Regions from separate parts of the Homo sapiens genome. Here all the other regions are linked to region 3. The links are chromatin loops, found by intact Hi-C in ENCODE. Cell type or tissue: MCF 10A. All regions are shown on one strand. Region 1 has its middle 56 kb from the start of LINC02496. Region 2 overlaps ADGRL3 (adhesion G protein-coupled receptor L3). Region 3 holds the start of ADGRL3 (adhesion G protein-coupled receptor L3). Region 4 overlaps ADGRL3 (adhesion G protein-coupled receptor L3).

Evidence for each region. Hi-C counts contacts between places; a loop is a spot of excess contacts. Peaks named below come from ENCODE experiments on the same cell type or tissue, not always from the same donor. Only the 100,000 strongest peaks of a DNase experiment are listed, where the experiment ranks them.
Region 1: a loop joins it to region 3, with 5 times the contacts of the local background. A loop is called at or near these places in 2 of 110 quality-filtered maps.
Region 2: a loop joins it to region 3, with 13 times the contacts of the local background. A loop is called at or near these places in 4 of 110 quality-filtered maps.
Region 4: it touches region 3 in a loop (4-fold over the local background); 2 of 110 quality-filtered maps call a loop at or near these places.

Annotation. Positions count from the first base shown.
Region 1 is chr4:60,802,153-60,810,152 of GRCh38, forward strand. No RefSeq gene overlaps it. Among named protein-coding and RNA genes, the nearest start is that of LINC02496, 56 kb to the left of the region's middle. In MCF 10A, a CTCF peak has its summit at 3,731 (motif pointing right); no DNase peak of the experiment used is centred here.
Region 2 is chr4:61,496,455-61,504,454 of GRCh38, forward strand. ADGRL3 (adhesion G protein-coupled receptor L3) reads left to right here. Exons shown (of 27, transcript NM_001387552.1): 3 at 667-894. The coding sequence starts at 840. Among named protein-coding and RNA genes, the nearest start is that of ADGRL3, 300 kb to the left of the region's middle. In MCF 10A, a CTCF peak has its summit at 4,653 (motif pointing left); no DNase peak of the experiment used is centred here.
Region 3 is chr4:61,198,973-61,206,972 of GRCh38, forward strand. It overlaps ADGRL3 (adhesion G protein-coupled receptor L3), which reads left to right and starts at 1,354. Exons shown (of 27, transcript NM_001387552.1): 1 at 1,354-2,793. LOC124900173 reads left to right here and starts at 115. Exons shown (of 3, transcript XM_047416555.1): 1 at 115-202; 2 at 1,170-2,793. The coding sequence starts at 115. The coding sequence ends at 2,344. RefSeq lists an enhancer at 3,500-4,072. In MCF 10A, a CTCF peak has its summit at 3,091; a DNase peak (open chromatin) is centred at 2,379.
Region 4 is chr4:61,465,071-61,473,070 of GRCh38, forward strand. All of the region lies in intron 2 of ADGRL3 (adhesion G protein-coupled receptor L3), which reads left to right. Among named protein-coding and RNA genes, the nearest start is that of ADGRL3, 270 kb to the left of the region's middle. In MCF 10A, no CTCF peak of the experiment used is centred here; a DNase peak (open chromatin) is centred at 3,211.

The DNA of each region.
Region 1 (8,000 bases), 400 kb before region 3:
ATCTATTTGCTTTAGCACACATATCATTTGAAACTAACTTGTTTAAGGTCATAAACATCCTGTCTAATTGATTCTGTTAGTCCTAGTTCCTAGTTGAATCACAATACATACTTACCGAAGAGAGAAAATACAATATATGGCAAAAGAGAAAAGAAAGGGAGAGAAAATGAAGTAGAGAAAAATAAATGATATAGTCCTACCATTACACAGGCAGCTATTTAACCCCAGAACCTTCATTTCTCCTGGCTAGATTTCTCTGAGAGACAACATCTTGAAAACTAATTCCATTTCCTTAAACTCTTTAAAGGCTTCAATTAAATTGTGTACATACACAGAAGCTGAACCAAAGGTCACCTACCCAAGCAAACAGGGAAAACACATAATTGTAAAACATTCAATAAATGTGTTTTAAACAAGTGCAGAATACACCAGGTTAACTTCCAAATTATACAGTAGAGAGAGGAGCTAGCCTAGAATGCTGACATATAGTTGTTTTCCCTCCCTCAACCTGTCTTTCTAATAGAGTCCATGATGTGTCTTAATCATTAAGAAATTCCCATTATTAATTAATTTGCATCTTTAAATTCCAATGAATCATGTCCATTAGCTTAATCTAAGAAGCATATTAATAAGTATATTGTGATTATCATTGGCTTTGAACTTCTGAAGTCCCCAAAAATAAAAAACCTGTTCAATGATTCCTTAAATACCTGGTGTCCTATATTGTGTTTTGGGTCACTGAAATATACATACCATTTCATAGTCAAACAAAAACCCATTTCAACAAACATACGAATGAAAAAATGGGTAAATGGAAAAAATAACAATTTATTTTCACAGCAATTGTTTTCATAATATTTAGAAGAGAAGAGAGCTGTCAGTTTCTCTAACTTTATTTGCAGTATTTCAAAAGCCAAACCTATTTTATTTACTTTATTTGTGGTGAAGTATTTGTTTTCACAAGGCCATGGCAATAAAGACAAATAATATCTAACTATAGGGCATCACACTTCAGGCTTACAGTTTTATTATCTCATAAGTATGAAAATGGAAATTGAACTCATATCTTAGAAAAGTTAGTCAATTTCTAAGGTGCATAAGGACAAATGATTTTACAAGCAAATATTACATACTTCTCTTGTCCGCCGATTAGAAAAAGAATGAGAGGAATGTCAAGTTTCATTAAGTGGTGAGTGATTAAACAAAACTTAAAAGAAATATAAAACTTTACAATTTAAAAATAATACCAGAGCTTAAATATGTAAAAAGGAAAGATTATATTGTTAGACATGTTCAATTTAGAATGTATTTCCTGAAGATGTTTAAGGTCTTCATATTGTTATATACTAAAGAGTGGCAGAGCATACAAGACAATAAACTGAGATGAACACCTTGCTTTCTCTTATGAAATTAACCTAGAGAAGTTATAGAAACCAGAAAGGAACTTGGATTCCAATAATTAACAAAAGTTAATGTCAACAAAAGCAGCAACAATAGAAATTACAAGCCCTTTGGAGAAACAGAGCATTTTCTTGAAGTGGTGTCTGGATGCAGAAAGAATGAGGGCCAGTGTACCCCTCCAACCCAGGTGTGAGGACAGTCATGGGTGGCAGGAAGAGACTGCAAACATAGTTTACAATCTCTTCTTGCCTCTCTCCAGCAGAGCCTCAGAAAATCATACTGGGTTCCTTCACCAGAGCAAACAGCAGCAGTGGGCATACAGACCTAGGAACTGAAGTTCACAAGGGAAGCAGAATGGGATGGACCAGAAAACCATGAGAATTCCTTCCTCCACTGCTCCTCCTACAAATAACCAGGAAGGTTGGATTACAGAATGGAGACCCTGGCTCCCCGAAAGCTGCATCTTTCTAAGGGTTTATAAGGACAAGTCTACCTAAGATGTTCTTTGGCATGTTGTGGTCATAGGGTCCTCTACGCTGGCATTCAGTGTTCACTTTTCCCTAATCCTCATCAGACCAACATAGAGTAATGCTCAGCTTGAGCCCTTCCCAATACACGATCAAGAGTATAGCTAAAACTTCTTCCTAGGGGAATATGAAGTCACTGGTAAAAGTCACTGGACACAGGAGTTACATACCTTAAATATAAAATATATTCCTGGAAAAACCGTCATTCAATGCAGAGTTACTGAAACAAATTCACATATAATTCAAAATAATAATAATATATCATTATTATTTAAAATTATAATGTATCATTTATACTTAGGGGATAAGAGAAGATATGAGAATAATCAAATCAGAAAATTACAGTAATGAAACAGAAAAGAACAAAAATGACATGAAACAAACAAAACAATCTATTCTATAAATAGTAAGATGGAATCCGCTGAAGAACAAGTAATCAGATGTATGAAGGAGGCAGGAAGGGCTAGAGGATCTACGGAGATAGATGGATAAGCCACTCAGATAATAGGGGTGCCAGAAGATAAAAACATAAAAACACACAGATGAAAGATAAAATATCCCAAATATAAGCAATCCATACATTGACAAAGAGAACAAATATGGTGAAATGTGAAAAAACAAAAGTAGAAGAAAATATATAGCCTGCAGACAGAGCAGATCACCTGTAAAAGTATAAGAATCAAATAATGTCAGATGTCACTGGTTACACAAAGACAGTATACTATTTCCAAAATATTAAAGGAAAATAATATTGAGCCAATAATTTGATAGCCAGCTTAATTATAACTTAAATAGATGGCATAATAATAATAACAACAATTCCAGACAAACAAGACCTCAGAAAATACGCTATGCAGGGATCTGAATTGGAAATCTTTTTAGAAGGACTCAAATAATAAAAAAACTCAGAGAACCTAAATATTTGCGCTGGTACTGAATTTAACTCAGACTGCTTATAAAGTTCTATTCTTTCTATTCCACCATGCTGTCTCTAAAATTAACCGCAATATTATATATCTTTAATGTCTTTGTAGGTAAAGCATGGTAGAGAAGCAGAAACTATAGCAGTGGTTTTAAACTTTTAAAAGGAGTTACAGAATTCATCTCACTTAAATGACAAAATTTATTTTACACATAAATTAGGACACTTCCACTATATTTATATTATTATAACTTTATAATTATTTTATCAATAGATATGTGTCTAAGAACGAATGAGAAAACCAAGAACCCAAAAATAGTTAAGGGTAGCTAATTCTCTTACTGAATCGACTAGACCATTTGCATAGCACTTATCATGTGCCAGACACTGTGGTGGATAGTGCCAGTGAGATAAGGTGATGATTTTTGTGAAAAAAATCACAGCATAGTGAAAAAAAAAAATGTGTATAAGACAACCATAGGCCAAACTTTTTTAAGTTGTCTTTACTCTTTTTTCCCCAGCCTATATCCATAAATTTTATTTGTTCACTGTCAAAATATACCCTAAAGACAACTCCTTCTCCCAATTCCACTGGCACCACTATGAAAGTCTTCTAACTCTTTCTCTACATTGAAGCTTCTCTTCCTTCTTATCTTTGCTCGATATTAGCTACAGTCATCATTTTAACACTTTAGTCACGTGACAGCCTTTTCCCACTCAGTTTTCTTCAGTGGCATTCCATTTATTGAAATGAGCACTTTCCACATGCACAACACTATTTTTAGTGCTGATTGCACTCACTTGTTCCTGAGACATGTCTCTGATCCTGATCAGTAAATTAAGGCATAGAGAAATGAAGCATTTTGCCCAAAGTCATCTAACCAGTAGGTGGCAGTCAACTTTGACGTCCATGGACTCTCTGCTTTAGCTCTATTCAAACTGCCCGATTGTGAATGTGTACTTTCCAATATTCCTTTTCTTCTGCCTTCTTAATATTAGACTCCCACTCTTAGCTAGACATGTGGATGCTTCAAAAACCATACTCCCCAACTGCTCTCCGAGCTCATTGCAGCCTTGTGCCTCAGTTATCAGCAAAAAAAAAAAGTAAGAATTGTTTTGAGGCAGGTTTCCAGATATCTAGAGAGTGCCTTAGACCCTTCTTTTTTATTGTTCCTTTTCCTGATTGCTGGGATGCAGACAATGACAGGTGCTTTAGCAGATAGTGGGCAAGGGTAGAGTTGCTTAAGATTGTATGCCCCACAAGAGGCATACCCTTGCATCATTATGCCCTGGATGTGAGATACGGAGTCAAAGGAGATTATTTTGTAGCTTGCCCCTTTGTCCTCTCTCTCCTGCCACCATGTAAATAAGATGCTTGCTTCTCCTTTGCCTTCCACCATGATTGTAAGTTTCCTGAGGCCTCTCAGTTATGCTTTTTGTTAAGCCTGCAGAACTGTGAGTCAGTTAAAACTCTTTCCTTCATAAATTACCCAGTCTCAGGTAGTTCTTTATAGCACTATGAAAAAGAGACTAACACAGGCTACTACAGGAAAGCTAAATGTAATATGTTTACAATTTCTGTGATTGGTATCAAAGCCAATCATAATATGTGCCGGGTACTGTTACACATCTCACAGGGATTGATGTAGTTCAAATTCTCAACACCATCATGAGGTAGATTCTAATTCTGTCTCCATTTGAGAGATGGGAAATTGAGGCTCAGAAAGGTGAATAACTAACCAAAGATCAATGTATCTGTAAGCATTGAAAGTTGAAGTTGAACCCCAATCATCTGACAGCTTGTACATCCCTGTCTGGTGCCTCTCATCAGAGACTGCATAATTCTGTTTCATCATGATTACTTGTTTAGTATTGGTTTTTCATAACTTTGAGATATTCTCCAGGCCAGGAATCAAACCTTATCAGCAGAAATTCTAGAGCCAGTGAAGTGCCTGATACTTAGGATCTGAATAAATATTTTTATTTTGAGTTTTTTCAAATTCATACAAATTTATGGGGTGCAAGTGCAATTTTGTTACATGCATAGATTGCATAATGGTCAAGTCAGTGGGTTTAGGGCATCCATCACCTGAATAAAATACACTGTACTCATTAAGTAATTTTTCATCATTCCCTCTTCTCCCAACTCCTCATCCTTCTAAGTCTCCACTCTCTATCATTACACACTCTATGTCCTTATGTATGCATTTTTGTGCATGTGTGTGTGTGAGACAAGTTCTCCCTCTGTCATCCAGGCTGGAGTGCAGTGGTACGATCCTGGCTCATTGCAACCTCAGCCTCCTAGGTTCAAGCAATTCTCCTGCCTCAGCCTCTTAACTAGCTAGGATTATAGGCACGCACCTCCACACCCAGCTAATTTTTGTATTTTTAGTAGAGACTTGTCTCAACATGTTGGCTAGGCTGGTCTCAAACTCCTGGACTCAAGTGATCTGCCTGCCTTGACCTCCCAAAGCGGTGGGATTACAGGCATGAGCCACTGCGCCCAGTCGTATGTACATTTTTTAACTCACTTTTGAGAACATGTGACATTTGTCTTTCTGTGTATGACTTATTAAGATAATGACCTCCAGTTCTATTAATGTTGCTGCAAAAGACATGATTTCATTCTTTGTTATGGCTAAATAATATTCCATTGTGTATGTATACCACATTTTCTTTATCCAGTCACCCACTGATGGACACTTAGGTTGATTCCATATCTTTCTGCTGTGAACAATGTTGTGATAAACTATCAGGTAGAGACCCAATGGTAGGATTGCTGGATCAAATGGTCGTTCTATTTTTAGTTATTTGAGACATCTACATATTGTTTTCTATAAGGGTTGTACCAATCTACATTTCAACCAACAGTGTATAAGCATTCCCCGTTTTCCCACACCCTCACTAATGCCTGTTATTTTTTGACTTTTTATAATAGCCATTCTAACTGAGAAAGACAATAACTCATTGTAATTTTCATTTGCATTTCTATGATGATCATTGACATTGATTACAGTGGCACAATCATAGCTCACTGCAACCTTGAGCTCCTGGGCTCAAGCAATCCTCCTGCCTCAGCCTCCAAGTAACTGGGACTACAGAGTAGCTAATTTTTACATTTTTTATAGAGATGAGGTCTTACTATGTTGCCCAGGCTGGTCTTGATCTCCCAGCCTCAAGTGATCCTCCCCCCTTGGCCTCCCAAAGTGCTAAAATTACATGCATGAGCCACCACACTTGGCCCGGAAAATCCATGTCTATTCCCAACATCAAAATTTTAAAGATTTAATATTTAAATTATGTTTTTAGGCTGAAGCAAATCTATTCCTTATCATTAGCTAACTAAACTAACAGTAATTCACATAGTAAAACAATCAAAAAATGATCCTGGAATTTTCATTTAGGAGCATAAATCTGTATACATTAAGTATTAAAGTCTGAATTCAATTAAAACATGCAATTTGATTGCAACATAATGTAAAAACTTTGCTCCAGGTAAAATCCTGCCAATTGCACTTCTCTGATGTATACGGCTTTTTAAATATTACAGCAACATGATAAAAGATCATACCTTCAGTTTTGGTCTTGTAGATTTATATGACATTGGCTTTCTTCCTCATCTGAATCCATTTTCTTTTTGTTCTGTGTCATACAGAGGACAGATCATTTACTTTAGCCAACTCTGAAAGATGCTGGAATTTTTTTTTCCTCATTGCTGTTCATTTGCTCAGCTTTATCCCCACTTCCATGCATACATCCACAGGGTAAAACAGCTAGATTTTTGGAGATGCCAGTAAAATACACAGTCTCTTTATGGTAAATAAAAAGCCATACACTATTCATCAGTCCCCTCTCTGTCTTTGTTCACAGAGTTGCATATGTGGAAGCAAAGACAACCAGCCTCTATTGTCAAAAAGTCAACTGCTTTCAAGCAGTTACCCTGGCTCAATTCCTACCTTTCAGCAGATGCATGACTATTTTCCCAGACCTGCATTACAAATCATAACCTGTGAACTGCCAAAGAGAACCAGCAATTCCCAGACCAAATTCTTGAAACTAAAGAATAAGAGCACCCGTGGAATTGAGTAACACCAAAGTAAGATTCCCAGTGAGATGCTCTAATTCTTACCAAGGTTCATCTGCCCTGTTCCAGGCACAAATATCACTAAGAATTGCCAGGAGCTGGAGGAAACACTGGCAGAAGTGGAAAAAGGCCTCCCACAACATATTCAGAAAACCTTAATTAAATCCTCATGGCTTTCATTTGCCAAAATGGGAGCATGATGAATGAATGTGATACATTATACACATTTAGACTAGCAAAATTTCCAAGTGTGAGCACTAAAGGAAAAATAGCAGAAATGGTTTGCATGGCAAAATTTCCATTTATTTCTTTCTATAATGAGTTGTTTAAAGTTGTGAGTATCCTTAGATCCCCAGAGGAAAGGCATTTTATTTTATTCAAGATTTCATTTCTTCAATTTGGACTTTGCATATACACTGCCAAGCCTTCACTAGTATCATCACACACATACTGCAGATTCCCCAATAGGACGCCTCTTCTAAGTTTTGTTACAGAGCCATATTTGATCTGTAGTAGCAGCAATGCTTTTAACACCAGCTCTTTTTCACTACTGTTATTCAGATGGAGTACTCACCACAGTTCAATATTTCTTGCCAACCTCTGAAAAATCAAAGCCATGAAATACAGACAAAGGGATTCCAGGTCATTGGACATGATTTTAGGCTACCTCTGACAAAAGCAACAGCAAATTGAGAAAACATTTTTTATTAAACACTTACATTGCCTCAGCATAGTCCTAAGCATTTTATATGTATTAGGTCATTTAATTCTCTGGACAACTCCATGATACAGTTGTCATTATTATTGACTTTTTTTTGCCACAGATGAGGAAATCGAGTCCCAGAAAACTTAAATTAACTGTCCAAAATGACAGGAAGTAAGTAGTTGTGCCAAGATTCAAATCCAGGCCGTCTTTTTTCCAGAGTCCAGTCTTTTAACTACAATATGCTGCTACCTCTCATTAACAGTCATAGCTAACATTATTTATGCACACTCTAGGTCTTTCCTAAGTTCTTAGCAAAAGTGGGGTCACTCTTTATAAAGTGCTCTTCAGACTGTGAAATAA
Region 2 (8,000 bases), 300 kb after region 3:
GGAGTTCAAGACCAGCCTGACCAACATGGAGAAACCCCCTCTCTGCTAAAAATACAAAATTAGCTGGGGTGAAGCTACCCGGGAGGCTGAGGCAGGAGAATCGCGTGAACCCGGGAGGCAGAGGTTGCAGTGAGCCGAGATCGTGCCATTGCACTCCAGCCTGGGCAAAAACAGCGAAATTCCATTTCAAAAAAAAGAAAGAAAAGGCCGGGCGTGGTGGCTCACGCCTGTAATCCCTGCACTTTGGGAGGCCCAGGATGGCGGATCACGAGGTCAGGAGATCGAGACCATCCTGGCTAACACGGTGAAACCCCATCTCTACTAAAAATACAAAAATTTAGCCTGGCCTGGTGGTGGGCGCTTGTAGTCCCAGCTACTCAGGAGGCTGAGGAAGGAGAATGGCGTGAACCCGGGAGGCGGAGCTTGCAGTGAGCCGAGATCGCGCCACTGCACTCCAGCCGGGGCGACAGAGCGAGACTCCATCTTAAAAAAAAAAAAAAAATCAGTATATTTCAGTTAATTTGCTCAGTAGAGACTGAATTGTTTATTTCATTAAGATCTGAGGCCAGGATATTAACATGATGGCAATATATGTATTGTATAAATAATGTCTTTGGATTACTTACTTATTTTATACAATAACCCTTTTTTTTTTCTTTTTTGCAGGTTTCAGATTTGGGATATTGGTGTTTCTGTTTTGGAGAAATTATTCTTTTTCTTTTTAATTTGAAGAAAAATCATCAGTCTTGGAATACAGAAGAGAAACTAGAAATATACGTATTTTGTTTCACATTTGAACAGTCATTCTTGAGGAATACTCCATACCTGAGTAGACAGCCATGTGGCCATCGCAGCTACTAATTTTCATGATGCTCTTAGCTCCAATAATTCATGGTAAGATTTTTCAGATTTTTGTGTAATGCTTAATGTTGTCTCACTTATTCATACTGGACACTTCCTTGGGATCTTTTCTCTGAGACTGCTTTGTAGTTTTTCCTTATCATATGTTAGTATGAGTAAGTTAAAATAAAAGAACATAATGTGTATTTCCTTTTCTTTTCTTTTTTTTTTTTTTTTTTCAGTCAGAGCCTCGCACTGTCACCCAGGCTCGAGTGCGGTGGCACGATCTCGGCTTACTGCAACCTCTGTCTCCTGGGTTCACGCCATTCTCCTGCCTCAGCCTCCTGAGTAGCTGGGACTACAGGCGCCCACCACCACGCCTGGCTAATTTTTTTTTTTTTTTGTATTTTTAGTAGAGACGGGGTTTCACAGTGTTAGCCAGGATGGTCTCGATTTCCTGACCTCGTGACCCGCCCTCCTTGGCCTCCCAAAGTGCTGGGATTACAGGCGTGAGCCACCGCGCCCAGCCCATAATGTGTATTTTAAGCTGAAATAGTTATGAGTTTCCAGTTGCATTTCTTAAAGTGCCTATTGAAATGTATTTAAAACCAAAAGGCTTTTTAAAAAGAGCTCTTGCATTTTATTTTTAGTCTTTACTACACTTTTGGAAAATCAGCTGAAATATTAATTATCTCATTTATTGTGAATTTTTTGGCTTGCATAGTTTCATACTTAAAAAAACATTTTTAATGTAGTAAATTTGGGCATTTGAAAGAAAACTCCAAAAGTAAAATCCCACTTATTCAAAAGTATCTGCTTTCCAAAACCAAGTAATTATTTTTTCTCTGAGTATTTACTACTCTGCACAATCTTTAATATACAGAACACAAACTATAACCTCCCAATAAAGGGAAATTGTTTTGGTACTATACCTTGAAATGCAAAAACACAAACAAATAAAAAATCAAAAGAACGGCTGGGCACCATGGTTCACACCTGTAACCCCAGCACTTTAGGAGGCCGAGTTGGGCAGATCACAAGGTCAAGAGATCGAGACCATCCTGGCTAACACCGTGAAACCCCGTCTCTACTAAAAATACAAAGAAATTAGCTGGGCAGGTGGTGGATGCCTGTAGTCCCAGCTACTCGGGAGGCTGAGGCAGGAGAATGGCGTAAACCCGGGAGGCAAAGCTTACAGTGACCCAAGATCGTGCCACTGCATTCCAGCCTGGGTGACAGAACGAGACTCTGTCTCAAAAAAAAAATGAAAACATACACAATAACAAAATAATATTAATGTGTGTTTTCACTTTTTAAAGAAAGGTGTGATTATGGAAACATGCTAATATACTTAATAGACATGTATACTTAATGTTGTTCATTTAGACATCTTTGTATTTATAGCAGAAATATGATAGTTTAGAAAGGATGTACCTTTGCAAATTTTATAAAATATATCACATTATTTAATATATAAGCGAGACATTTATATTCTGTACAACTTAGAGTAATATTCACTGAATCTCTCTCAAACCTGGTAAATTAAAGTCTATATGTATGTTCCTCTTACACAATTTAATGTTTTTGGCTAATTATCATTGATTTTTTTCACTAAGATGAAAATGTTGTAATATAGTCACTCTCTCATATGTTGATGATAATTATAGCAAAGAAAAAAGGACACAGCTGTATTTGCCACTGCTTAGGTCTCAGAATATTATAGTGTAGCAAGCAGCTGAAATGAATTTTTAGCCTCTTTAGCTCACTTTTGGTTTTTAATTGATTACAGAAACCCATTGTAGTTCGTCAGTGATGCAATTCTGAATCTGGCCTGTGTTCTTAAGTTTTAACATGCATTGCATTTTGCTGTCATTCTAAATACTGGGTAAAATAACTTCCTTTGACGTTTTCCTCTAAAGTTCCCTGGATGCAACATATTTAGTTCTAACAATTCACTATATTATAAGGTAGAGATGTTTGTAAAAGGGGAGTATCCTACTTATTCAACAATCTCAACCATCTTGTTTTAAGCAAATTTGTTTAAAATTTCAAAATCTTTTCTTAATTCATATACTTATACATTCACATTCTCTGCATGGGCACATATAACATTTTGTGATGTGGGAAAATAAAAATAATTATGTTACTTGAGACAATGCTTTTCTAATTATCCATATATGTAAAGATGACTTAAATTAGATTTTTTATGTGATAAAAATTCCTCCCTTATAATGTTATTTTGAGAATAAAATAAATAGCATATGTAAATAATGTAGTACAGTGCATAGAAAATATTAAGTGCTTGAACATGTGAATTTCCTTCATCATATAATCTATCCCTCTAGTTAATTTTTGTTCCAGTAAATTATAACAACCAGGAATTAGCTAGCCATAAAAGCTGATATATTTAATGTTGATACTAAGGAAAAAAAGAAAAATACCTACATATATATTTACACACACACAATTCGTATTCAAAAGATCAATCTAAAATTACCTTTGTTAGAGAAAATTAGGTTAAAAATAGCAGAAACAGACATTGTAAGAAAGATTCCTTTTTCAGAACTAAAATTCCTGGTCCCTAAAACTGACACATACTATGTATTTCAGTGGACCCCTAAATGTGGCTGAGCCATGGGTCTTGGGTCTTGGTTTGGGAACTGATAGTCTGCATTGAAATCACACACACACAGACACACACACACACACACACACACACATACACACACAGAAACAGAGAGAGAGAGAGAGAGAGAGAGAGAGAGAGAGAATATCTCCAAGTAATTCTTAGAAGTATTAAATCAATCCCTAGTATAATAATAGGACACATAAAAGACTAACCTGGTAGGTAAAATACTCTGGGTTAAAAAAATAAAATAATCATTTCCATTTTATGTGGACTATTCAATATTATCTTGAGTTTTGAACCATAGAGGACAAAACAATATAGAAGCTTTTTACTTATAAACTTTATCCTTTATTTTAAAACTTTGTACCTGAGAAAATACAAGTTGGTTTTGTCTTCCTTCTTTAAGAAGGCTTTTTCTTTTGCCTTTGTGATACCACTTCTGACTTGTGAATGAAGGGCTTTATAAGCAGCCTTTTGGAACCTAACTTGCTCATAAATAGAAAAATGTACCTTTGATCAAGTGCTGAAATATAATAGGATAGGAATTTTTAGAGTCCCTATCAATCCTGGCTTAAGAGAATACTGCATAACTTGAAACCTTAGATGACTGGGTTAAAATGTATGTCACAGTTATAGAAGTACTTTTGGTTCCAACATGTCCTCTGCTGACGTCTCCTTGCTACTGTTATTGAGATGTCCAGAATTTTTGCCCTCTTGACCATTGGGAATTAATTCTTCTGGGTAATGATCTGAATTGCTATCCCTTTCCTCAGAGAAAATAATGATGATGACTACTGATTTTATAGCCATAAACTTTAGATGTTTTAGTTCACTTAATATTCACTATAATTGCATGGGTTTATTTTTCATTATTTGTTATTATCATAATCACTATCTTTACAGGTAAAGACATTGAGGTACACAGTGGTAAAGTAAATTGAGATCACACAGCTACTAAGGGACACAGAGGGAATTTAAAATCAAGGACTTGGCTTTTGAGCTCTGCTCTTGCTGGCAGTAGATATCCAATTCCTATCAAGGCCATTCCTCTTTACATAGAATCTCATCTCAACTCTCCTAGTCACTTGGGAGCAGGTGAGGCAGAAACATTGACCATCTGCCTCTTCCATGTTCTTGGGACAGACAGACTGTGGTTCTGAAGCCTGACAGACCAGAGATGAAATTCCAGCTCTGCCACCTACTGGCTCTGTAATCCTGTTTATCTGTCAACTGGTTAATAAATATCATTAATTTACCCACTACAAGCCAGAAAACTGCTAGATGTACTAAAGACAGGACAGTGAACAACAGACTTGTATTTCTTCCCTCATTGAGCTTACAGTAACCTAAAAATGTGTAGCTTAATATAATTTTTATCTGTAAAAATGAACATTTATTCCTTGCAGAGCTATTTTAAGAAATGAATGCAAGGATGTATAACTTCTAACATGGTGCTTTGGCATTTGATAAACCTTTCATTTTTTTCCCCTGCTCCTTTCTTACCTTGAAATAGTGGTAAACCCCTGAGCACTAGGTAAGGAAAATAAGTAATTACTGTTATTCTAACCCTGAGAATGGAAAGAAATCTTTTTCTACTCAAACCTCAGTATCTATGTTTTGCCAAACATTTCTAAATACTAGCATCTAAACAAAATTATTGTCAATATTACTAATATCTAAATAAAATTATTCTCACTATGTAGGAATGTTTAAACTACTATTTTAATTGGTTATATATAATTGTTAGTGTTATACTTTTGCATAATCTCTACATGAACAAAATCAGAGACTAAGCTAAAGAATTAATTCTGATAATGTTTAGGTTAGTTGAATAATCCCCACTTGCTCTAAATAGTCTGGTCCATGTTTTGTATAGAAAAACAAAACAAGTACATCAATATCACATAAATATGTACAATTTTTTAAATTAGGAAATGTCCCTGCTTCTATGTTTATCTGTCCATATTCTGTGTCTCTGTGTACTTCTGTATTTCTCTTTTTCTGTTTTCCATGACTGTGTCCCCTTCCTGTAGAGCCATAATATCCTTATCTATAATGCAATGAGACCTGGCAGAAGTAAAGAGGAGCAGCTGAAGCAGATGGCCAGTTCTTTGCTCTGTACTACTGTAGTGTTGCATGAAGATAAAGGATTCTTTTTGTTGTTGTTCTGTTGATGTGGTTGGGAGCAAGGGAAAATAAGGAAATTGGAGAGCAAAACCCAGTAATAACGTAGGTACCTGGGGCTCATTTTGATAGGCAGTAAAGAAACATCAAGGTCCAATGTGGGACCTTGGGCTGGGAGATCTGTTCCTGGGAGGTAACTACACCTAAGCCCCAGATGATTGGGAGTTCAGAAGGTGATTCTGGTGCTCAAATATTTCAACTACATCTCAGCTTAATTGAACCTCACTTGTAAAAACTGAATCATAGTTGAAGAGGTACAAAGCAGGATCACTGGCACTTAAACTAGGAATAACGGCGAGCGGTATGTTTTATAGCGTCTTCACAGAAAAAGAAAACTGCAACGTAAAAAAAATGCTTGTAGAACCAGCTTATACATGTTTTTTTTTTTTTTTCTGCAATTCTATTGTTAAAGTTGCATCTGTATTTATATATTCAGGGACTTTACTGGTTAGCCTGCATTTTATCATGTGCAACAAATTACTTATAATAAACAGTTCTTAGTAGGGACAAAAGAATGATCAGATGCATATTTGTTTTTATATAATTTTCACTTTATTGTTAATCTCTGTTTACAATTAAAATACTAATGTCAATGATTTAAGATAATAGTCATATATTTTGTAACTTCAAAGATATGAAACTTGAAAAAGTACAAAATTACACTTAACTACATGGCATTTTATCATATAATTCTTTCTATGAAGATGTGTTTTATTAGTGGTGAAAGAGTCAGGTTGACTTCTAAGCTCTGCTTAACTTGGTTATTTTTAGAAATTAATCATCCTTGAAATGTTTATAACGCTTGCCAACCTAGGTAATTTGTAATATCTGCAGTAATATAACTATGTTTATAGTCAAATACATTATACAGAAAAATCTGTGTCATGGTAATGATATATGAGGTTACTGCTAACACATCCAACGCCATCCACATTAGCCAGTGGGTACTGAGATTTAAAATAGGTATTTTGTAAGCTAACTGCTCAGTCGCTAATACCACAATGTAAGCTACAAACATGCATGGCTGATAGCTTTACTTTATGTGTAAGAATTTGTTTAGAAACTTCCCCAAATACTCAGTATGCAGGTTGGCAATTGGAAAATAATTTTTTTTTTTGCTTTTGTACTTGCAAAAGGTGTTACGTATGAATTTAATTGTAGTAATAATCTATGAGTGATGTGTACATATTTGGAGTAAAATAGCATTTTTCTATATTGAAATTTTGTGTATTGTGACTATTTGAGGTGCTTGTAATTTATCCTATTTTTTATATTTCTTTGTCTGTGGTGGACTCTGACTTCTGTAGGGTTGTTGTTTTATACTTAATGTTGAACAAATTTAAAAATATTTGAATATACAATATAAAGTCATTGTTTTCTTATTCTTTGGATTACTATTTACTTTAATCCTCAGTGTAATTGGGTTATTTATAAATGGGTCATTTTTCTTTATATTGTCAAATTATAAGCATTCTTCATAAAAATATATTTTTTGAAAAGACGGTAAGATATCATTAGAAGACATTTAGTTTTAAGAGATTTTTAGACTATATTTTCTAAGAATAGCTTTTAAATTTTTTATTTTTAAAATTTCAATTTTAAGTAAAAATTTCAAATATTGTTATTAGTAAAATATTTTTTATGAATACATAATATTTGTACATGTTTATGGGGGTACTTATACAGCATTTTGATACATGCATACAGTCTATAATGATCAAATTGGAGTACTTAGGATATTCGTCACTTCAACCATTTTTCATTTTTTTGTTTTGGGAATGTTTCAGATTTTCTGGAAGGCTATTTGCCTGGAGTTACCCACTTAAATTCTCATCTATTTTATGTTGAATCATGCACCATTTGTCTACCCTCATCACTTCAAATTCTCCAACCCCCTTTTTGTAAGACAGGGTTTCACTCTGTCACCCAGGCTGTAGTGCAGTGGCATAATCAGAGCCCACTGTAACCTCAACCTCCTGGGCTCAAGCAGTCCTCCCACCTCAGCCTCCCAAGTGGCTAGGACCACAGGCATGCGCCACCACACCTGGCTAATTTTTAAAATTTTTTCATAAAGATGGAGTCTTGCTCTGTTGCCCAGGCTGGTCTCAAACTCTAGACCTCCAGCAATCCTCCTGCCTTGACCTCCCAGAGCACTGGGATTACGGGTGTGAAGCACTGTACCCAGCCCCCTTTTACTCATGTATTTGATTCCTCAAAGTAGTTCATTCATTCAGAATTTTTTTAAAAAAATAATTTTTAATCATTATGGATATTTAATAGTGCACATTTATGGGGTACATATAATATTTGATACAAGCATACAATTTGTAAGGATCAGTTACTCCAG
Region 3 (8,000 bases):
CAATTTTTTTAAAGGACTAACTATGCGCAAAGGACTGTAGATATAATCTTTCCTTATACAGATGATTAAAACTAGCCATTTGCATTCAAGAAAAACTGTAATCTGAAGAAGCAAATGGACAAACCATTAATGATTAAAAAGGAACAAGGAAAAAGGCAGAATAAAATAGGTGTTAGAGGAGATGTCATCAAAATGTTACAGGGTATCATGAAAGGAGTGATTTTTGGGGAAGGAGTCTTGGTGAGAAGAGGCTTCTTGGAGAACGTTGGATTGGAGTTGAGCTTTAAAGAATGAATGACATTTTAACTGTCACTTTGTGTTGGGTATGTTTTTAATTCTAATGAGGTTTCAGGTTCTTCAGATATGCTAGGATTGATGTTACCTCTTAAAGAGCTCCTAGAAGTCGTTAGGTCATTCTAAATGTATACATTGAAATACAATTTGGGAAATTTAGCTAGGGATGTAATGTGCTTGTTGAATGAATATGATAAATCTTAATGATTTGAGTGTACTGGTATAGAAAATAACATCTTAGCCATTTGAAATCACGACATTTTAGAGCAGGAAAAGACCTTACAAATTATGTAATCAACAGTCTCCTTTACAAAGAAGGCACCAAAAGGTTCAGCAATTGACCAAGGCCACTCATTTAACTTGACCAGACTTTTCCTCTGTCAGAAGGCATGGTTTTGGAATCCGCACCTTTCTGTATCCATTATGGTAATTTCCATTGATGATGTGAAATAAGATAATTGAATCTCCACGATTGTTCATCAGACAGGGATACTTTAAACCGTGCAATGAACTTGCAGGTCGAGTTAAGTTTGAAGGAACATAAAATTGACCAAAGGCAGGAAACATTTTCAGACTCGGTACTTGCATAATGAAAATACGGAATAATCCGCACCTGAAAAAATGAGACACTGGCAGGACTTTCAAGCTGATGTCGTTTACTCACCTAGGGTGGAGTGGGAGAGGAAGACAAGAGGAGAAAGGGGGGAGGGAGGTGATGGAGAGTGGGAGGGGGAGAGAGGGAGGGAGGGACAGAGGAGGAAGTGGAAGAGAGAGAGAGAGAAAGAATGAGAGAGAGAGAGAGAGAGGGAGAGCGAGCGCCGAGGCGGGCCTCGAAGCCACTGGAGAGGTACCCTTTGTCTGACAAACCCTGAAAGGGAAGCCTCTAGTAGCAGCCCTCCCGTTCCCACCTCCAAGCGTTTGCCGAACTGCTAGGTGGAGCCCGCGCCGCGGAGCCCACGAGCACTCCATATCCGGGTTTTGCCGGCCACCCCTTTCCCTGGCGCGAGCCCCCTCCCCGGCTCTCGGAGCTCTTGCCGCTGGCCCGCCCGACCGCTGCTCATTCTGGCCTCCGCTCCGGCCCCGGCTGCGCCTACCCCGCGCGCAGGCTGCACGGTCCCCGCGCGCCCGCGCTCTGACCCGCTGTCTGCGCGTCGCCCCCCTCGCCTGCTGGCCCGGCACCGCTCGCTCCAGTTCCCAGGAGCGGGGATGCAGATGCTGCAGCTGGTCGGGGTGGGCGCCGCCGCCGCCGCCGCCGCCGCTGCTGCTGGTTTTTCTCGGACTGCTCGTTGCCTCCGCTCCGGCAGCTGCTGCCGCCGCCACCGCCGCCTGTGACTCGCCCCCTCCCCTTTCTTTCTTCTCTTTTTGCCTTGGTCCTCTTCCTACGGGTGTGCGCGCGCGCGGGTTGCACGGTTTGCTTTGGCAGGAGCTCGCTCGTGTGTGCGCGTGTGTGAGTGTGCGTGTCTGGAGAGCGCCAGTGCCTCGCTCGCTCTTGGGGAGTCGAAGAAGAGAAAGAACCGAAGAGACAGCGGCGGCGGCGCAGAGCCCGGGGCCGCGCGATGAAGCTCCCACATGCCCGCAGCTGCCCGGCCCGGCCGGCGAGCTAATCATCCACCCCACGGGCTCGGGGTTCGCCGGCCCCCGGGACGCAGCCCTCGGCGGCCGGGCGCCCGCTCTGTCTGCGCGCCCCCTCCGTGCACCGGGGAAGGAGTTTGTGTGGCTCTCGCTCCGGCTGTCCGCGGAGGTTGCGGGCTTGAGAGGGGACCCTCGGCTGGGAGAGAGCCTCGGGAGGACGAAGAGGAGGACGGTTTGGCGGAGAAGCCACCCCTGGCCCTCGCGGCTCCCCCTACCTATTCCATCGCTCCCGCTCCGAGGCGGAAAGGGGAGGACGTGGAAGAAGAAAAAGAAAGAGAAGGGGGGTGGGGTGGGAGAACTGGATATAAAGATCGGCTGGGGGGATGGTGGAAGATTTTTGGTCTCTTCGGCAGCGTCTTTTCTTAAGCGGCGGCGGCAGCAGCAGCAGCAAGAGAAGGAGAAGCAGCCCCAGCTATGACTGCCGCATGTTAATAGCTGCCGCTGGGTCCCTCGGCTGCTGCTGGAGACAGAGCCTGACTCCGAAGTTGTGCAACTGTGGACTGGGAGAGACATTTGAACCCTCTTTTCTTTTCGCTCCCCTTTTGCCCCCTTGGGGTGTGTGAAGCGAGGAACGTAAAGGAAGGCGAACATTTGGCTCTCTTTTTCCTTCCCCTTTCTCCGTGGCTGTGTAGCGGAAGAAAGGGAAGAGAGACTTTTTGTTGTTGTTTCCTTGACTGGGGTCTCCACCCTCCTGCTGCTTTCTCTGCGCTTCGATTCTCGTTATTTGCCGCGTGTGGTTGGGGGTGTCTGCACAGGGGCCGGCCGGTCTTTTGCCCCGGGCTCAATGGCTGGATTGTGGAAACTGCACCCGCCTTCAGGTTGTTGAGCAACTGATGGGACGATCTCAGGGACCGGCGTTTACGAAAGGTAATTTATTCTTCGCACTCTTCATAATAGGGGTCGCCCTGGCCGGGCGCAGGCGGCGGCATCCACCGGGCGGGCAACAAGAGGGGGTGCGGGGTGCATGCACACTCGCCCTTCCACTCACACACTCGCCCTCACACACACACACACTCATCCGGTCGTGGTGCGGGGCGGGAAGGGAACCTCCTGGCTGGTGGGCGCTCGGGTCTGGCGCGGGTTGGAGTTTTTTCCAGCCATTGGGCGATTTGACCGGCCGAGGGGAGTGAGGGGGATAAGAGACTGGGCGCATTCGCAGCTGCACACGCTGGGGAATAGGAACAGTTCCCACCCCGTTAATTTTCCCTCTCCTCTCACCCCAGTGGCATCCCCTGGTGGGGGCAGAAAGCGGACAGGAGGGCGACTTTTCTCCGTCAGGCTGGAACTGGTGCCGCTGGAGGCGGGAGCGGGCTGGAGGACGGACAGGGTCTGGGTGAGAAGCTGGGCTCTGGGAAGATGGAAAATGCAGGGTGCCGAGCCCGGCGCGATTCTCCCTCAACGCTTGCCTGGAGCATCCCTGGCCCCTTTTGCCCAGGTCGCGCCCCTGAGTCTTGGAGTCGCGCTGCCTCCCCGCGCCCTGCCTGTTGTGTCTCCTTCACGGCAGTTTGGTTTAGACCTGCGTGCCCAGGCTTTGTTAGGCGGTTTTGGCTGGAGAAAGCTGCCACTTTCGTGGGTGGCCCGGGCTGCGCTGTGCTGGTAGTGGGCACTGGGCGGGGGGCGGCGGTGTTGCACGAATCCGGGCGGCCGCGGCGCCGGGGCGGGGTGGGCAGAGCATTGGTGGTCGCGGTTGGCGGGTTACAGGTAGGAGAGAAGGCACCTCGGCGCTTCTCTGAGGAGAAGGGAAGGCTCCAGGCTGCAGCGCAGCGTCTGAGCTGCCGCGACCCAGCCTCCGGTCCCACGTCGGAGCTCAGAAGCTTAGGGTGCCAGGCCCCCAGCACTATAGGTGGGTGTGTGTGTGTCTGTGCGTGTGTGTGTGGTGTGTAGGGGTGGGGGCGACCTCCTCTACCAGCCTTACTTGGCGGCGGAGTCAGCGTTTGAGTGTGTGCGCATTTTTGCGCCCCAGGGACGGCAGAGAGATATTTGCGGGGATGCCGGAGCTGATGCTGCTGGAGCTGAGCTTGCTTATTGAAATCGCCTGGGATCCTCTTAACTGGAAAATCTGGTTTGAGGAGGCCACGGGGGCCCCCGCAGGGTGGCGAGGAAACCTTGCCGTGTCCCCTTCCCCTGGAGAGGCGCAGCTCGGCGACATGCGTGCGGCGCGTGAGAGTCGCTGGTGCAGCGCTCGATGCACCCCAGAATGGCCCTGATGAGAACCTCATAGGGTAGTCATCTCTCCAGCAGGTTGAAGTAATCGAGTCCAGCCAGCGTAACTCCTGGTCCCTGGAATTCTCTGGCCACTTTCCTACCTCTGATAGAAACATGCGCTGCTTTTATTTATGGCCAGAGATATCATAGCAGTTGGGAGAACTCGAGGCTTGCGAGCCACCTCCAGGGTGTCTCCTCCCTGTGTCTGCGTGTGATCCCTGCCTGCGGTAGTTAGAGCACATTGTAAACAACGGTGTAAGCACTCCTGCCACAGTCTCCTTTAGAGTCTAACCTGCTGTCGTCTGTTGTGTTTACTTTCCTGGTTGTATTACTCATTAGGAAGTATAAGGCTTCTTGCACCTCTGATTTTACATCCTTCCAGCCAGCTGCTGGGGAAATGAGGAGACGCATAGACTCTGGCAGGAAGGAAAAATTGCCTTCTGTGTTTTGCTCTGAAGTAAATAGGCAGTCTGCTAATTTTAGTGTCATATGGGCTTTCATCACTAGTTAAAGAATGTCATCGTAGAATCTGCAAAGAAACACTTCTTTAGCACTTTTTCATTTGGAGACTTTCCTATATTTCCCTATGAGAATAAACAGAGTTTGGTAAGATTTCTTTTGTATATTTTTCCATCTGTAATGATTCTAAATGATCTGGACTTCTGGCGCCCAATTTATCTGCATGTGGATTACAAATAGGATAGAATTCTCAGCTCTTTTATAATCACCAAAATAGGATACCAGATAATTTGTATAGGAGTTAAGAGGATATTTGTGTGTTGAATTATCTCTCAGCTTTGTTTCACCCAATCTTTTTTTTTTTGTAACCAAAGCAAGGGTAAAGACTGTACATAGATAAACACAGTTTATAAAGTGTTACTTTTGCAAGTGAAACTGCTTTTTACTTTCAATAATTAAAATGTATTAAATTCCTTAGGTCTAGATTAGCTCTGACTGCTTTGGTGTTTGTTGCAAATACTTGTGCTCTATTTTGTTTTAAAAAGTATAGGGCTGTTAATGGAACAGTGTACTTTATTTTTAGGTACAATAATTTCTGGATATCTTCATTATTTTTTAAAGACCTTGACCTCTTGAAAAAGCATAGATTGCAAAAGACACTGAATCACTGATGCCTGACTTTAAGTTATATTTTTATGAGAGATATTGCTAATGGCCATCACCCTAATAGAAAACTTAGAAAATTTTGATTTAATTCATGAGAATCTAGCTTCACGTATTTGTTTCATTTCTAGATGATACGTATTAAAGTCTTTATACTTGCAAATATTTCTGAGGATTAAAGAATACTTGTCCTCCCATTTTCCAAGATCTAATCACAATGATTCCCAGTCCTTACATTATAAGATTTGATCAGATCTGTTCTTTGTTTCCTAGCAGCATGTGTTCCCTAGCAGTCATACATTCCACAGGTCCTGATGTCATTAGAACTGTGTGTGTCAGTGTATTGTGCTGTCTTTAGCTGAAGGTGAATGTGTCAGAGTATTTGAATGCCATTCCATAGCTCTTCCTTATCACTAAGTATTCAGTAACCTGATCTATTTGTGTATATGGTTGACTAGACTATTTCTACAAAATCAGGGTAGGAGGAATGATTAACTCAAAGTTTTATATGAACTATTAATTTTTTTTTTTAGATAGAGATGTTAGGCTGCATCAGGCATCCCCGGCCTGAAGAGTGATAAGCCAGTATGTGATTTGCCTGATGGGTAAATGCTTTTGATGTCTCATTTTTGGTTGCTTGGTGTGATTATCCTTCAGACTGAGAGTGCTCCTCAAAAATATGAATGGAAAGTCTTTCAGAAATGATTTTCTTAATCATGATCTTCTTAACATTTTGCAGATTTAAATACTCTTTTCCACAGGGAATAATAGCAAGTATGGCACTTACTGGCTGCAGCTACTGTGGCTGGCATTGTTTCTACTAATTAGGAAAGGCAGATTTTTTTTATGGATTTGATTTACCATTGATTCCTTTGTGAGCTATAGCCAAGGAAATCATAAATAGTAGATTAAAAAGACTATAAAGTCATGAGGATTGAAGTTAGTCAAATAATATGATGCAAAACTGAATTGTTTTTCAGATTGGATTTGGACCACTTTAAGTGTTGGTTGAAACTCTCTTTGAAAAGGACTGCCAAGTAGAAGTGACAGTTACTGTTAGAAGTGGGGAGTTTTGGCCCAGAAATCAGCAAGGAAAACTGATTGCGATTTTCATATTTAGGATCAAACAGTGATTTTAAGAAATGCTGTGCAGCCTTAATTTAGCATGGTGTGAATGGCTAGAGTAGTTGGAATTTAAAAAGGATGATCTGTCCTTAAGTTTTGCAAATGGCTATTTTGCCTTCTCTTTCCTAGATTTGCATTATATTCAAAATATGCATTTGCTCACTTTGGGAGGAACCCTAAAGAATACAGCTGTATTGTAATTTATTATTTGTTTGCCCACAGGACATATTTACACTTAGATTATTATATTTATGTCTTCTTATTTCATGCGAATGCATTTCTTCATAGAATAACCAATTTTATAATTAAATAAAAAGTAAAACTTGCAAGTATGAGTAAGGTCCTCCTGACATTTTTCCTTGGTTATCTTTCTGTGTTTTGTCGGGTAGGGTAGGGTGAAGGCTAGGGAGTTGTTGATCAATGGAGAGAAAAATCCAGATTTTTCATTCATTGTAATACATTGTGAGAATGTAGCGTGAGCATGCTTGTAAATAGCATTTATGCATCTAAGGTGTGCAAGTTTTTCCCCAAATCTTGAATGTCATTACTCTGATCTGAGTGTCAGCATGGTCCAATAAAATTAATTCTACTGCTGCATAAGAAACCAAGTGTAACTTTTTTCTTAGAATTGTGACATGTGCTTATGGATTCATAAGCACAAAATGTAAAAGAGAAAATAGCTGTCCTACTTGAAATTAATTGAACTTCTTTATTTATTTTGAGGGGTGGATAAAAGGGGAGCGTTTCTATATTTGCTCATAATAGGTTCTATAGACCTTGATAAATCATGTCTTCCTTATGTCTTATTGACACTTAAAACAGGAACTTAGTTTCAATTTTAATGAATGTCTTCATAAAAGTGATTACAAATAGGTGTTAAAAGAAGTGAAAATTTGGTCCATATTATTCAAGAATTTAAATGGAATATTGTGGATGGTAATCCTACTTATTTTGAAAACTATTTTTGGGATGGAAAAATAAATCATCCAACTGAATGTTTCTGCCTGGCAAAACTTCCATGTCAGTTACTTTGTAAAGCAAACAATGCTGTTTTATCAGTGTTTTCAAAGTGTCCTCTGGGGAACCCTGGGGATCTCTGACACCCTTTCAGAGGAAATGTGAAAAGAAAACCTTTTTATAATAATGCTAAGACATTATTTGCCTTTCACTCATATTCTTTAACACGTGTTCAGTGGAGTTTTCCAGAAGGTATATGATATGTGATGGCATCATTGCTCTGATGGCATATGTCATATGTTCTTATGTATTCTCAAGTTTTAGAATTTTCCCAGTTTATCAATACTTGAATGGTGACAGTTACAGATATCATAATCAAAAGTCATTTTAGAGGCTGAGTGCAGTGGCTTACACCTCTAATCCTAGCACTTTGGGAGGCTGAGATGGGCAGATCACTTGAAGTAAGGAGTTTGAGACCAACCTGACCAACATGGTGAAACCCTGTCTCTACTAAAAATACAAAAATTAGCCGGGCATGGTGGTACATGCCTGTAGTCCCAGCTATTCGGGAGGCTTGAAGCAGGAGAATCGCTGGAACCCAGGAGGTAGAGGTTGCAGTGAGCCAAGATCGTGTCACTGCACTCCAGCCTGGTCCACAGACCAAG
Region 4 (8,000 bases), 270 kb after region 3:
GGGAAAATAAATTTAAGTGAATTTAAAATATTGTGACTATTTCAGAAGACCCACATAGTTGATGAAAAAGCCTAGTTAATGCAGCAGTTTAAAGTATTTTGTATATCAATTAAAATATCTTTAGGTACATTTAGTTTATAAGCATAGACGTAAGAAAGTATACAAATACAAGAATATGCCCAAACTTTAAATACCATTTCATTTATTATTAAATATTTTGCCATATTAAAGTTAGTATAGCATGTCCAAAAGAAGATGGGTAGGCTTTCATGAAATATTTGTGAGAAGTTTTAAAAATAGTTCGTATAGTTCTTAGAAATTGCTTCATTCTAGTTACTCAGCTCTGAGTTACTCAACTCCAACACAATACACAGAATTATGTCTAAATATAATTGAGATACAATTGCAAAGCCATATTGGTCCTCATTCTATTAATAATCAAAATGAATTTATATTGTATTTTACCAAAAGAAAAAAATATACTTTCTACCTATGTCTTCTATTTTTTAAATTAAATGTTAAAAGAAAATATGCAATAATTACTAGAATGTGTATATTTCTGACTGCTAAATGATAAGAATTTTGTCTAAAATTAATTTTTCTGTTGATAAGTTTGTCCAACATGGACAAACCAACATAGTTTATCTTGGATACTTGGACTGACTCTGGATTTTAAAATTATATATAAATATATATATATATATATATCTTATATGGAATATATATTTTCGTTATATAATCATAACAAAATAAAAATAATCCAACTCATGGCTGGGCGCAGTGTCTCACGCCTGTAACCCGAGGACTTGGGGAGGCCTATGCGGGTGGATTGCCTGAACTCAGGTGTTCGAGACCAGCTTGGACAACTCCGTGAAACACCCTCTGTACTCGAATACAAAACATTAGCTAGACGTGGCAGCATGTACTTGTAATCCCAGCTACTCAGGAGGCTGAGACAGGAGAATCACTTGAACTCGGGAGGCGGATGTTGCAGTGAGCCCAGAGTGCCATTGCACTCCAGCTCTGGGCGACAGAGCAAGACTCCATCTCAAAAATAATAAATAAATAAAATAAATAAATAAACAAACAATCCAACTCACTTTTAATGTGAAAACTTGAGAGTATTTTAAAGTTGATAGTAACATTTAAAATAATTTCCACTACCTGTTTCCTTTCAATCTAATTTCTAGATTATCCCCAATAATATCAGAATACAAATTTTAGAAAAATTGTCGTCTCTAAAATGACTGCAAAATGTATATTAACTCAGCATACGCTTTTGCTATATGAAAAGATAGCTTTTCAAAAGCCCTAAACATTTTGTATTATTAGTATTTAATATAGGTACCAAGAATAAAATGTTCATTCTATAATTCCATTGTAGAAATTATACTTTGTCTGGTTTGCTAGAGCAGGAGGATGCATAAATCAGATTATGCATGAATGTATTTTACATTTCCTTATTCACGCCATTATATTGCCAAAGAGTGGACCTGGTACTATTTGGAAAATTAAATATCGTCAGGAGATTGTAAGTTGTATGAGGTCAGAGATTTTTCCTGTTTTGTTCCTGCTCTGTTTTAAGACGTACCATGTATGGTGCAAAGTAGGCACTCAATAAATATTTGTTGAATGAATGAACACCATCTTTCTGTGCTGATTAAACCAATAATACTTTGGAAAATTCTATTGTATATCAATTAATAAAATGGGATTAAAAATCAAACAAACTGCAGCTTGAAGGTCAGCTTTGGTTATTTTAGACAAGCTCCTAGAATTTTTTTTTTATCTTGAGTGGCCACATTAATGAAATGTGGATGCTGATACCTAAATTATAAAACTATTGTTAAGATTTAATGAAAAAAATATGCTACAAGTATTTAGCCAAATGCACAAAACATGGAAACTACACATTTTTAAAGTAGCTATTAAAAGTAACTATGTATGAATTGATTTATTCATCAATATGTGATAAGTACTTGTGACACCAAGCTCTGACTTAGGTCTTGTGGAGGCTGAAAATAATAGGACGCAAGCTGAAGGAGTTCAGAATCAAGCAGAAAGAACAATTATGTAAACAACTAATTATAATACCAATGTTTTTAATGTTCATAAGAGAAGTGTAAACATTAAAATGTTAAGGCATGCATTTTATTTTAGATATGTTTTGTTTCAATCTCTTTTGAACATCAATGTCAAAGCTTGTTGAGCTTCCTTAAAGCACGTGATAATATTACCGTTCCACTTGACATTCACGTTCTATTCTTGGAATTAATTTTATGGTACTATAAATCATAAATTTAAAGTTTCAATGCTTAATATAGGGTCTGATACTCTAGAAATATATGTTGAATGTTGAATAAAAGAACAAGTTAATGAGAAGTCTGATTGCATTTCAGATGTGGGTGTGTGTGTGTGTGAGAGAGAGAGAGAGAGATGAAGGGAGGGAGGGAGAGAAATAAGTGAAGACTGAGACAGATATAGATGAAAAATAATAACTTTAAAAACTGTGTCCATGAAAAGCATTCTCATTTAAAGTAGAAACACTCTGAAGTGGATATGATCTCTGGTTTTCTTATCAAAGTTTGTGTGAATATAGGTAAATCACCTCATAATTATATGATACCTTATTATCCTGTTTGTAAAGTTTGATTAATTTTCAGTAGTACAGATGAAATAATTATCCTTAATTTAAGAAATTAAATATTGATGCAAAATGCCTAACTACATCATATTACTTGTTCTTTTCTTCAAACATCTGTTACTATCCTTATAAAATATTGCTTTTTAAGAATTCACATCTTAATGGTCCTATGTATGTATAACATACAATAATTTGGCATTAAGTAATTTAACCTATATAAACTGATGTTCTGACAAATTTATACACATGTTGCTTTCTTTTATTTGTGTGCTAGGGTAGCAATAAATAACCATTCTCTAACAGGCTTTCCCCTGTAGACTTCATTGTTGTAAAAATCGCTTTAGGCCCACAGCTCTTTAAATCATTGCAGTCTGTATTGCAACAGGTGGCTGCAAAGGAATTAAACATAAAAGGAAATAAAAGCAATGTAAAAACCCCATTGTTGGAATACGGTTGCCACTGGCATAATTTCTTCCATCTGATTTCCTCAGCTTCTACCCGTATAGCTGCCACAGTCTCTTAAGCAATAATGCGGCAACTTTTTGTAAAACCATGACTATGCTTTACTACTAGGCTTATAAATACCAGGTAGCTCAGCTTCAGCTTTTTTCCTGACTTTGTGGGTTTGGTGACTCAGTGTGAGGTGCAGCTGGAAATCCGGTACTTGATGGCTAGAGAAGGATCTCTTTTTTCCAACAGATCTGCTTTTGTCATATCAGCCTGAAAGGAACCATTTTTCTCTAAAAGTCTTTTTCTGAGTGTCCTAAATAGTGTGTAATATACAGGATGATTAGAGTTTAGATAAGATTTCACTTTATCAAAGCCTTAACCTCAAACGAGTTAAAAATTCTTTCCCTTTGTCCAAAATAATAGCATCTTATGAATGTGTATGTTACAAATAGTGGAGAGACAGAACTGAGAGTCTTGCCATAGAGGCTGGAAAATAGGACTAAGATAATTATTAACAATTGTGAGACACCATGGTTTCTTGTTTAATGGACTTAATAAAAAAGGCTCTGTTCCAGTGGCTGGCATAAAGAGAGTGAATGTTGTTTATCAGAGTCTACACCACAGACTCAACCAAGGGAAAAAGAGACGTCTAGTTTGTCTGCTTTAGTTTTATCGATATAACCACTCCCTTCTATTGACAGATCTCCCCATTTCTCAAGTAACAGGGAAAATGAAAGATAAAATTAAAATAGGTTAATAAAGTATATATACAAAGTTATAATGAAACTCTTCTTATTTTGTGTGTGTACCTTGAGCCGGACTCAGAGCTCTAGACTGTACGCTCTACTTGTCTGGGTTTAGTCATATGACTCTTTCCCAGCTCCAGGAACCATTAGAATATTAGAATTTTCTATGTTCCTATTGGGAAGCCCACTACCCATATACTTAATTGACTCCTACTCAGTCCTCAGATCTTAGAAGGGCAGTATTACCTTCTAGTTTAAGGTAAGGGCTCTGGAGCCAGCCTGCCTGGTGTGGATTGCTCTTTTGCCTTTAGGTGATTTTATGACAGTGATGTATTGTTAGGAAATTAATTGTTTTGTGCCCAGTTTCCTCACCTGTAAAGTCAACTGATAATAACAGTGTGTTCCCTAAAGAATTATTATGAGTATTAAATGAATTAACCTTTGCCAAGTGTTTTGAGCAAGGACAAGCACATAGTAAGTATTCAGTACCGGGAAGCCATTTCTGACTAAGTAAAGACTTTTGTTAATAAGCTCTCATGACCCATGTAGTTCTCCTTAGAAGCATTGGTCAGTTTTAGTTTGTGTGTGGGTAGGTGTGTTTTTGTGTGTATGATTCAAGTCTGTGTTTCCAGTAGGGGCCTGTGCTCTCTTAGGCATTTCAAGTCTTGTTTTACATTAAAATTTGCTTTTACACTATCCTAACAGCATTTTATTCTTTGTTGTAAAATATTAGGATAGATAAAGAGAATAAATAAATTTGGCCATATGAATCTTTTAAGGTCTAAATGTTCCCTATTTTCAAGGTCATTTATAGTTTACAGCGTAAGAATGTTGCACAAAATACAAGTGCCAAGGGAACAAGTAGTATAGAAATTCATTTAGGGCATAGGATGATTTACTTGAGAAGTCAAAGATAATTCCAAGGTCTGAAACTCTATACGCATATGAAGTCAAAGAAGACAATATGTTTATGTCATGACAATAATAATTAATTTTATTATATTTAGTTTGTTTTAAAAACAAAACAAAAAAAAACAAACCCCCAGCACTCTGAAGTATTATTACTTATGCTTTCTATCAGCCGGATGCTTTATTTATCATTATAGATTTTACACACTGAATAAGGTGGGCTAATTTAAATTCAGCATATCCCTTGTAACTTTTTAAAATTATCCACGTATTATAAATCATACTCCTAATGGGAGTATGAAAGAGTAAACATTAACATAATTTGCATTACTACATAAATAATTTTTTTAAGTCATAATACAATGGATAAAATTCCAAAACCTTTACATGTTTCTCAAGTCCATGCTGAGCATTCCAGAAATCAGTCAGAATACTAGCATCTAGGGAAGGGCATTCATTCTTTTAAATGCCTTGACTCATTCCAGGTAATATTTTGTATTTAGCTGCTACAGGATCTAGTAGTAGCCTAATTGTCTGCAGGAGGGTCAACTATTTCTCTCAGCATTGGTTTTCCTACCAGTAACAGATAGACACTGCCTTTTTTGTTGTTAGTAATACTGAGTAACATGATTAAATTCTTAAATCAATGAAAATAATCCATGTGCTTTCCTGAAATCTGAGTTCCTATAATGACTGCATATTTATTTGCTTCTTTATAGATAAGTACTCCTTGTTTTAAAATTTTGAATTATGACTTCGAATATAAATATATGCTGCAGGAAATAATTTAACTTTCTATATTAAAAGGTAGTATTCCTCTTTGGGGAATTTACCAAATTAAAGAAATGCTGGTTTAGCAACTATGAGCAAGGTTCTGTGCTATGGTACAATTAAGAAGACATTCATGTAATATGGTTCATTTTAATGACATTTAAAATGAAGTTGATAAGGGAGGATGATAATTCCTACAAAGATTTAAAAAAATAATAAAACAGTGGTTTTGAAAGATTTTTTTCATTTACCACCCGAAGGAATTTTTAAATTCATGATGTACCTCTTTAATGTTTTAGATTAACATTGAAAACATTTTCATTACAAATTTTTAAAGTTGCAAAGAATATATTTTAGAACACTGGAAACATTGACAGTCACTTTTTTAAATTGATTCAGTAGGACTTAAATACAGTATATATTAGATATTTACCATTATTCAACTAAAAACATCCCTGAACAATGTCTTTTTAACAGGCTGATATTTTACTTTGTCCTTTTTACTGCTTGAATTCATTATTCCTTTGGAATTATTTCACAAAATTGTATCTTATAGTAATATGCTTCTGTGCTTGCAAGTATTTACTTGTTTACTCTCTCAAGCTTCTTTTTAGCATGTGAATATTCAACAGTCTATATTTTCCATGGAACTATAAAGCTTTAAGTGTTTTTTTAAAAGCCTCCTCTATATTGACTTATCTTTACATGTAATAGTAGTATCCAATTGATCAAAATTACATAAAATGCATTTATTTTTTGATAAGTATTATTATAAAATAGAAAATATTGGTAATAAAATTTTCAGTTACATAGATGGAAGTGATGTTAATAGTATACAGATAAATAAATAGTTTAAATACCAATTTGTTTGTTTTTTCATTCTTGTAGGCAGTATATCATAGTGACATTCTAGATAGCTGAGAGGAATTTCTATTATAAAATGGAAAAAGCTGTGATTTTGAAAAAGGCTACAGAAGTGATTCTTGATCTTTTAAGTGTCTTCTGAGGCAAATTCATTTTAAAAAAGGGACTACATTGAATTTTAAGATCTGAAAGTTGATTATCTTAAAATGATCTGGAGTGCCATACCCTTTAGAGACCATTTCTATTTTCTCAGTTTCTGACAACAGTGCAGTATTTAACTGACAAAAAAGCATTTAGGTTACAGGGATTTCTTGTAATCACAGAAATGGTCGATTAAGGTATTATTGAACAGAGTTTTTCTTAATTGTAAACATTTTTTTTGTAAGATTTGGATACCTCTTCTAAAATCTCCAAATGTCATGATTACAGAAGTAGAAGGAAATGTATTTAAGAAATACAGTATAATATAATACGATTATTTATTACAATACAATTATTGTATTATGCACAACACAATACATTAAATACAATAAATGTATTTAAGAAACAGTAAGCCAATTAACACAAAGTGGAATATTTTAGTTAGCTTTGAGTACTAGATTCAGTACTTTCAACATATCCTTTCTCTGCTATTGTGTTTAAAGGCATTGCTTATTGAACACTGATTAATAGGAAAACATGGTTCATATGATGCTGTGGGAAGAATGAAGTGATAGAACAATACAAATTACTTTGGAGTTGATAAGTGTTTAAACAATTACAGTATTCCTGGGACGAGATGTTATTTTTGATGTTATCTATTACTGCTTGAAAAGTTCAAAGACTAGAACTTTAAATATGATCTTATATTTTCTATGGGTCACAAATCTGGATGTTACTTAACTAGTGCCTCTGACTCAGTGTTTCTTATGAGGTTGCAGTAAAACTGTTGGCCAGGGCGGCAGTCTCATCTGAAGGCACAATTTGTGGAGAATCCACTTCCAAGCTTATTCATGCAGGCCTCTTTATAGGGATACATCATGACATGGCAGCTGGCCTCTCCCAGAGTAAACCATACAAAAAAGAAGATGTCTAAGATGGAAGCCTTAGTATTTTTGTTATCTAATCTTGGAGGTGAAATCCCATCACATCTGCCATATTCTACTTGTTAGAAATTAGTAAGTTCTGCTCAGTCTGAAGAGGAATAGAATGCAATCATGAACCAATGGGTCCATTATAAAGCTGCCTACTACGAAGTTAAGGCCTGAGATACAGATTTGGCAGAAGTAATAGAAAGATCTATTTCAAAGAAAGTCTTGATAAACTTTGGAGAGATGGCCCTGACTTTTAATCATAACTCCATGATTAACTCAAGATGTGACCCTGAGAGAACTGATTTATTTTTTTGGGGGTTGTAGCTTTCTCATATGTAAAGTGAAGTACTGAGCTCAATTATACCTAAAGTTTTGTTATTATTTGGTACATTTTCTTTTGTCCCTTGTATCTGATTGAATTTTAGGAGCCAAGGAATCTGATTGAATGTAGGGCTTGTCAGTGCTACAAATAAATTAAGTAAATTGAAAACTGTGAAGAGGACATTGGATTTGACAATAAGTCCACTGGGGAATTTTTTCAGA